Linked DNA regions of Homo sapiens: region 1 is linked to region 2. Evidence: chromatin loops called from intact Hi-C (ENCODE). Cell type or tissue: dorsolateral prefrontal cortex. All regions are shown on one strand. Each heading gives the region's core, and the rest is flanking DNA. Links, peaks and the distances in the headings are about the cores only.

Region 1 (4,404 bases), core at 317-4,316, 78 kb before region 2:
ATTTATTATTTTTAATGGAAGCAGACTATACCAGCATATGCACATACCATAATCTATGCATTCAATCCCATCTCATTGGATATTTAGCTTAATTTAAAAAAAAGGTTTCTGAGTATAGTGGTAAATTTAACATTATTAAAAGATGGTATTACATACAGTGCTGTGATGACACCTTTAATTGTACTTCTAGATTGTATCTTTACATTTTTAGGAAGTTAAATCCTTGGTAAAAAGTAGGAACATTGGAATGCTTTTAAACACTTATTGATAAAGACCTTCGAATGAGTTTTAGCCAGTTTACCCTTTCATCAGCAATGAATGAACATGCCTAGTTTCCTGCTTAGTAATATGGATTCTCCAGGCATGAAGCTGCCTCGACCATTGTCCACCCCACACATCCTCTCTGCCCCAGCCAGATCTTTCTTGGGAGTCAGTCCAGGTCTCATGACAAGACTCTCACTATTTGCTTCCAAACGTTTTTCCTATCATCTGTCACTTGTATCCACTCTCACTTCTTGTTAGGCATTGTGAATCTTAGTCTTCGTGTCCCAGTATATCGGTTTGGTCCATTCTGCTGTCAGTGGAGCCTGGACTATGATAGGGAAATGACTATCATTTTGGGCCATCAATGCCTTGATTTGGGGCAGGAGAGGCCATAAATAAGTTTGCAAAGCTTTGCAAGAAAGCCTTGAAACAAAACTGGAGCATAAAAACCCTGAAAACATATTTTTAATATGAGAATTAATACAATAAATATTTGTGAGCTAAAGGGAGCATAATAAACTAATTCAGGATTAACATTTCAAACAAAATTGAAGTATATCCATTGTCCCTGACACTGCTGACTTCTGGTTTTGAGCCTTGGCTTCTGGTGAGTCCTCCCCAAAGTCCCAGCCACTGTGCTGCCTAATATTCCCTTTTCTTAGGTATCACCCTTCAGTCTTCTTTCCCCTCTATTGTAAAGGTTTTTTTTTTAAATAGTGATTATTGTATGTGCACAATTTACTGTACCATTTTAATTTGACCATTAGTTCTTAAGCATTATCTTAAATTATAGCAAAGTCATCTATTTTCACCTCTCTATCTTCACCTTTCTTTTATACTTTATTACTCTTCTAGGTAGATTTTTGGGAAAAAGAGCATTGATGTATGTTTCCACCCGAATTACAGTAAACCAATGCATTAATTTAGGAGAATCAACATGCGGACTTCCCATAAAGTCACCTGGCATAAATAGATTTTATTTATGAAACCCTTCCTTTATATTTCTTAATGAAATTTATTATATATTTTTCAAAATTATCATGTGGATTTCTCATTAAGTTGATTCTTGACTTCCTAGTAATTTCTTTCAAACAGAACAGTTTTTGAAATAGGATATTTAGTTTTTGAGATAGGATATTTAGTAAGCAATAATTATTTTTGCCTACTAAATTATTATTTATTCATAATTAATAAAGCATTATGAATGTATGTATCTGAAAGAACTGGGCCAATTTGGGGATTTAGGCATTTTAAAGGCTGAGCGAAGATATTACTTAAGATGCCTCTAGGCTTGACCAACAATATAAACAGAGTCAGAGAGTGCTACGCGATTATCTGTTTCTATGTATCAGGTAAATGAATACAAAGTCGATTATCTCTAAAACCTTGTAAGCAACCAAATATTAGGGATATTTTCTTGTTTATATACATCCTCTATAAGATCTTCTCTTCCCCTATACCTCTCCTAAAACAGAATACCTATTTTAGTGTAAACCACATAATAGACACACCAAATTAAGAGTTCATTCTACTTGTTTCTTTCATATAGCTTCTTTGTTCTTAAGATGTATTGACTCTTCCAGCTCACTCAACTGAATAACTTGTATTTGCATAGTGGAACACAAAAGGAAATAGATATTTGGTATGACATGAGCTCCAATCACACTGGGAGCTCTGCAAGTGACCCAGTCTCAGATTAACAGGATGTTATTAAAATACATACCAGAAGAGGGCAGCACCACCAAGGCCCCCAATAGTCACATCTGTCAGACCGTCACCATTTAAATCCATTTCTCCGTGGATAGACTGGCCAAAAAATTTCAGTGTCTTACCATCCCCACCTGATGGAATACGCTGTGAGAATCCAAAAAAAAGAGTTTCATATGAGAAGAGTCTGTTCAAAACAGTTTCAAATAAATCTGAGAATTTAAATTGTTTAACAAAATAATCAGTTTTGTTAATTTGGGAATCCGCCCAAGAGGTCCCTCATGTGGAGATAAGAGGAAATACTCAGATGTTCCCAGAGGATATTGCTGTTTTTATAGTACAGACAAAATCATTACAAGGTCACTGACACCAGAGAGAGGGAAAAATTATATAGTGTCATTGTGTCTAATCCTCAAAGGAAACAGTATGAGTAATTGGTTCTGTGCTTTCTGCTTCCTAGCCAATCCCATCACACAGACATATCTAAAGGTACTGGAAATCTTGAAAACATATCATATCAGCAAAGGGGGGAGGGGAGTATAATATTGTCCTAGGGGTCAATTTGGAGTTCACTGAACTTTGTGGCTGGGTATAAATAACACATCCCATCAAATACATTTTCCAATATGTAATCTCTACTGTCTTTCAAAAATTGTCCTAAAAGTTGAGGGCACAAGAGACTCAATTCCACTCAGATGTATTCACAACGTTGAGATGGCACAAATGAGTATGTCTTGAAGACTGATCTGTGCACATTACCATACATAGTATGTTTGATATCTGTACTTCCTGACTTAGCATTGGTTCAAGCTTAAGCTAATGCTTTTAACAGAAGCCCATGGCAAGCAGTCAGGACTTACAAACCCTCCCTAAACTTCAAGTCTTCTGAGCCTCTTGTTTTCCACATAAATAACATAAAATAAGAAGCCTACTAAGGCAAACCAAATGGAAACATTTTTCATCCTTAAACAGGTGAGGCTCGTTTGAAAGTATTTCCCCCCCTTTTTTTTTTTGAGACGCTATCTCGGCTCACTGCAACCTTCACTTCCCAGGTTCAAGTGATTCTCCTGCCTCTGCCTCCCGAATAGCTGGGATTACAGGTGCGCGCCACCATGCCCGGCTAATTTTTTGTATTTTTAGTAGAGACGGGGTTTCACCATTGGCCAGGCTGGTCTCGAACTCCTGGCCTCATGATCCGCCTGCCTCGGCCTCCCAAAGTGCTGGGATTACAGGCATGAGCCACCGCACCCAGCAATCCTCCTCATTTTTTTAAGTGAAGAATTCAGGAGATATCTGACTCCTTGGTTCTATGGGCTTGATTGATTCTGGATTATCCCATACATAAGCAGCATCTCTGGTTCTCATGGAAATGAGTAAGCACATCTTCACCTATTCCTTGGAAAAACATTTTGCCAGTAATTAAACAAATCCAACTCTAATATTCTTTTTGTTGTTTTTGTTTAAAGTTGCATCTTGATTTACCACCATTTAGAAAACAAGTTGTTTATGACAAATCTATTTCATCTGACAATGATTTAGCTTTCCTTTTCTACTTCAAATGCTACCCCATTAAATTTACAGGATTGATGCTGAAGGAATAAAGTATTAGAATATAAGAAAGAACTCTCTTCCTGCATTTCCTAATTCCATCATGCCCCAGTCATTAATATTGCCTGTCTCTTGTTAAGTAAATAATGCCATAAAGATTTTCAACAGAAACAAATTATTTATCAAATGGATACAAGTGCTCTTATTGAAATAAGCCCTTTATTCTGTTCACTATTGTCATTATGGTTTTATGAAAAATCACTCATGTTTGCATTACATGAATAGATTTTGAGAGCTCTGTTGACTACAGAACCAAAGAGAACACTCAAATAGAAAATGAAATAATTAATATTCTAATTTCTTTTCAAATTATATAAGCTAGAAGGTAGTGAATTCTGTTTTATTTGTAAGTAGTTGTTCAATATCTAACCAACTATGATTACTTGAGAGCAGACAATTACATTCAAACTCCTTTAAATTCTTTTGTTTTTATAGTGTAGTGCATTAAGCACTTTTGTAACTTGTTATTTTTCTAATGAAGGAAAAAAAATACACTTATGGATTAGAGCTGTTAACTGACAACAAATTACAAACAGGAATAACAGAAGTTCCCTGCAGCTTAAACTTAATATTCAGATTTATTTTTTCTAAGGATTACTTGCGAGAAAATTATAAACCTTTAGAAATCGTAATTCACTTGACGAAAATATATCAACTTAATGGATAAATATAAATTTAATGCAATTTATTATAACAGCATGGACATTAAATATAAAATCAAGAATCTAATTTCCTTTATTGGTTAAGTCATACAATTATTTTTGCCTTATTCAGAAAGCAGTGCCCTCTATTTAGAACGGGACACACTAAATGTCCCATTCTAAA
Region 2 (4,404 bases), core at 250-4,249:
AAAAAATCTATTAAATTATGTTGTGACTTTGTTGTTGTTGTTGTAGTTGTTGTTTTTGTTTTGAGGCAGGGTCTCACTCAGTCACCCAGCCTAGGATGCAGTGGTGCAATCATGGCTCACTGCAGCCTCGGCCTCGCCAGCTCAAGTGATTCTTCCACCTCAGCCTCCCAAGTAGCTAAGACCAGAGGCACATGCCACCATGCCTGGTTAATTTTTGTATTTTTTGTATAGAAAAGTGCTCGTCACGTTGCCCAGACTGGTTTTGAACTCCTGGGCTCGAGTGATCCGCCTGCCTCGGCCTCCTGAAGTGCTGGGATTACAGGCGTGAGTCACCACACCTGACTCAATGTTGTGATTATTTAGACTGGAAAATAATTACTGGCATTTTAAGTTATCTACCACATTATTTCAAAAATGAAGCATGCCTAGACTTTTACAAATGTTTTAACTTGTATACAAGGTTTTCAAGACATAATCAAAACATAAAATGAGGCCTACCTATGTTTTATTTTGCTGTGGGACTTAAAGAGGTATTAGATTTAGTTTGACCTCTCTTTTTTTATTTGCCATATTTCTCAGAAACAGGAGGCAAAATATACGGATTCATAACATTTCTTTTGTGATGGAATTCAACTGACTAAATACTTTCTGGTTTAACACACAAGTGGTCAATCATTAACATTAATAAATTAAGGTCTTCATGAAGCTAACTAACAAAATGAAATACTGTGCACACTCTGACAGTGTACCTCAACCAAAACCAAAAACCTATTAAAAAAAATTGTCCATCCTAGAGTCACCTAGTAGCTTTAACTAGCAATTCCATATTCAGAGATGCCATTGTTGATTTTCCTATGGTATGTAATAGACTATTTTTCTCAATGTCTCAGTACTGCTTCTAATCATACACTGCCACTTAAACTAAAATGATTCTGTATAATTTCTCTCCCTTCCTTGCTTCTTCCCAGCTACTTATTATAGCAATTTTCCATTATATCATTCACTACCAAATATTTCCTTCATTCAGAAGTTTTTCGGTTCCTCTGCTCAACTAAAAACTTGTCCATTTTATGAAGAGAAAATAAGCCAAACGAATGTAACTTGTTATTCACCTGAAAACGCTTAGAAAAGAAATCAGAAAGTATTTTAAAGGGCATTAAAGTTTGTTTATAAGAAAATAAGAAAAGTCTCAGTAGCTTGGAATGTTGAAATATTTCAGAAGGCAAGGGTCACTAGAATGCTTATTTTTGTTTCAGAGGAAAGAGATAACTTTTTGATGCTTTCTTTTCTGTTTTGAGATAACTCTAAACTTTGTTTTCTTAGTTATAATTGCTGTTGCTAAGACCAGGATGATCTTTCAGCACTTAGAACATTAGTTGGGCAGTAACATCCTTCGATCCAAACTCTATTTCTATCTAGTAGCATCATCTTTTACATTCTTTCCATTAGTCTACAAGAGTATCTTGAAACTGAAGTAACTGCAGATGTTATAGTCAATATCCCCAAGAACCGGCAGCCAATATTTCCCTTAAATGGAAGCATTCTGATACTTAGAATCACAACACTAGTGACTAAGTATTTGTTATATATAAGGATCTTAAAATTCAGGGTAGAGGTTACATTTGCATGGGAGAAGGGGAGGAAAAAATAGGGTCTAAAAGGGAATAAAAACATGGCTTTAACTTTATATGTTTTTAGAGGGAAATGCTAACTTTCCACTTCTGACATTTCCTTCCATGGGGTGAGTGCCTCACCGGTTGTAATACTTCTCGGCTATTTCTCAACCTGCCCTTCCTTCACACTAATTGATTGGTGAGTCTGGAAGGAGACACTGTGTGGCCAGCCCCATCCTCTCTTTCTCATTTTCTTTTAGAACTGAGCCTGCCTACGTTAAGAAAATGCTTTGCTTTGTTCGTCCAGTGTCAGGCTCTCGGCTGGCGCTGGAGTGTAGACAGCCTCCTCTACGGTTCAGTAGTGGGAATTTAATTCATCAGCCATGCTGATTCATCAGTCTGATTCTTTGTCATTTCCCAATTGGTTCTGATCTCAAGTGAGGAAGAGGTTTGGTCTTTACTGGACTTTCTCAAAAATCCTAATAAAGTTTTATTTCTTATGAAAAATAAACAATTACAGAAAAATGTTTAGATTTTGCAAAGCTGGGTAGAGGGCACATTGCTATTTGATATATTATTCCTCATAATTTTCTCGTTTGCTTGAAGCATTTTATGATAAAAATGCCTTTAAATTTTCCTGTATAATTATCATTATACATTTGAAGACGTAGTAACAGGATACTTCTCTAAGATTTTCTAATTTTATCAAAATTGTCCCCTATTTTCTTAACTATTTCAACAATGAAATCACAGTGCCATTCTTGCTTCTTAGAGAAGCAAAAAATGCACAAAATAGAAGAGCTTGATTGAATGACCTTTATTATCTTTATACATGCTCTAAAATCTTAATACTTTCAGCCACATTGAGATCAAGGAATGGGCCAGGAGCAGCAGATCTGAGAAGGCACAAGTAGACAAAGGCAGAGATTTGCTAATTTCAGAGGTAGGCAAAATGAACAACCAAGTGGCGGAAATCTGGCCAAGGGTGATTTGTTATGGGAGCTGTCATCTCGCATTCATATTCTGGTGTACATGACTGAGATTCAACTTCCAAGGCGGGACCAAAAAAAGACAAAGATTTTGGAAATCAAATTGGCACTATATTATGATTAAAGTTCAATTTGCTTACACAAATGTACTGGCCAGAAAAGATACTGACTTGCTAGAATTTTCACTAGTTCCTCTTTCCATAATTTTGTCAGGACTTGTCCACAGTCCACTTTCTTATTTTATGTACTGGCTCTGTGCTATTTTGTCTGGATGGACCATTGCCTCTTCAGAGATGTGCAAATAATCCTCACCATGGAACTGAAATTTTCTGTAAGAAAGAGACACATGTGCTGCTCCAGGAACTCATAATTCCTTACTCTGGGAGAAATTTAATAAATACGGAAGTAAATTAAGTAACACTTACTGACTTTCTACTGGCCATTTCTAGTTCATGAAGATTAAGCATTCAGGGAAGATGCAAAATAAATAGGTCATCGCCCAATTTAGGATTGGTCAGCATGCAAGAGGTAGACTGAACATCTATTTCTAATGATATCAAGAAAATATAAAGATGGAAGAAAGAAATGCCAAGGTGTTTCTACAATTATCGGCAAAGTTCAACAGGATATAGAAAGATAAATGCAGATAAATAAGAATGTGCATTGGACAATTTTCCTTATGTATTGCAATTTTCGAAAGCTTTCTAACATCAATCATTTCTCACCATTCCATATATTCTTGCAACTCCTTGCTTTTAAGTTGTGATTTGAATCTTGAAAAGGGCAGAAATTAGAACAAACGAACCAATAACAACAACAAAAAGAACACCTTGTGACATCAATGGAATCTAATAACTAATTTCTTCAGAAGGGTTTCTTGTATCAAAATATATACACACACACATCTATAAATTCATCACCCAATAAATGCTGTCCCACTTTTTAAGCACCATTTTAGACCCATTAAAATGAGGGCTCATTTGACCTTTCCAATCTCATTACTACTCTGGCTCAGAATGTCAAGTAATGGCCACCCTTCAATATGCGCAGTTCCCTGAAACATCTTGTATTCTCAATCGAACTTCTGCTAAAGTTTTCCCCACTTCTGGAAATTCCTTTCTTCAATTCTTAGCCTGGTGAACTCTCCCCAACTCCCCCGTTGATAATCATTCTTCCTCTGTTTTTGCAGAACTTGTACACATTTATCCCATAGGATGTATCGCTTTATATTAAAGGTAACTGGTTTACATGTACTAGTCTCCTGTTAGACTGGGAATTCCTTAGAGTACTTAAAAATAAGAACTTATATTCTCATTCTCAACGCCTAGCACAGTTCTGGATATGATTAAGAAGGCTTATTAGCTCTTAATATCCGTTTTTTTCATTAGTAATAAAATCTTTACTTGGGGCAGCAGTGTACACAGCCAGAAGACAACAGGTAGATAGCATAGCTGTACGACTAAATACTGGCCCAAAAAAAGTAAGTGGAAGTATTGTATGGGATATCCCAGAAATCCCCTGTGCAGAACTGATTCAACTCAGAATGCCTTTTACGTCCTTCTACTTTCTCTTTTATCCTTCTTCTACCTTTCTTCTTTGTCCTTCTCTCAGTTATGAACTCTTGTATAATAGTTAGCGTTCACTCAATAGAGTGAATTGTGTCCCCTGAGATTCATATGTTGAAGCCCTAACCGCTAAAGTGACAGCATTTGGAAATAGGGCCTTTAGGGAAGTAATTAAGGTTAAATGAAATCACAACCACTGGGGCCCTAATCTGATAGGACCATTGTCCTTATAATAAA

Evidence for each region. Peaks named below come from ENCODE experiments on the same cell type or tissue, not always from the same donor. Only the 100,000 strongest peaks of a DNase experiment are listed, where the experiment ranks them.
Region 1: it touches region 2 in a loop (7-fold over the local background); 2 of 110 quality-filtered maps call a loop at or near these places.

What each region holds. Positions count from the first base shown.
Region 1 is chr5:52,913,178-52,917,581 of GRCh38, reverse strand. It overlaps ITGA1 (integrin subunit alpha 1), which reads right to left. Exons shown (of 29, transcript NM_181501.2): 15 at 1,988-2,118. Among named protein-coding and RNA genes, the nearest start is that of ITGA2, 74 kb to the left of the region's middle. In dorsolateral prefrontal cortex, for the core only: CTCF peaks have their summits at 1,853 and 2,053; a DNase peak (open chromatin) is centred at 2,001; H3K4me3 peaks cover 422 bases; H3K27ac peaks cover 491 bases.
Region 2 is chr5:52,834,755-52,839,158 of GRCh38, reverse strand. All of the region lies in intron 1 of ITGA1 (integrin subunit alpha 1), which reads right to left. Among named protein-coding and RNA genes, the nearest start is that of PELO-AS1, 36 kb to the right of the region's middle. In dorsolateral prefrontal cortex, for the core only: no CTCF peak of the experiment used is centred there; a DNase peak (open chromatin) is centred at 1,918; H3K4me3 peaks cover 531 bases; H3K27ac peaks cover 1,846 bases.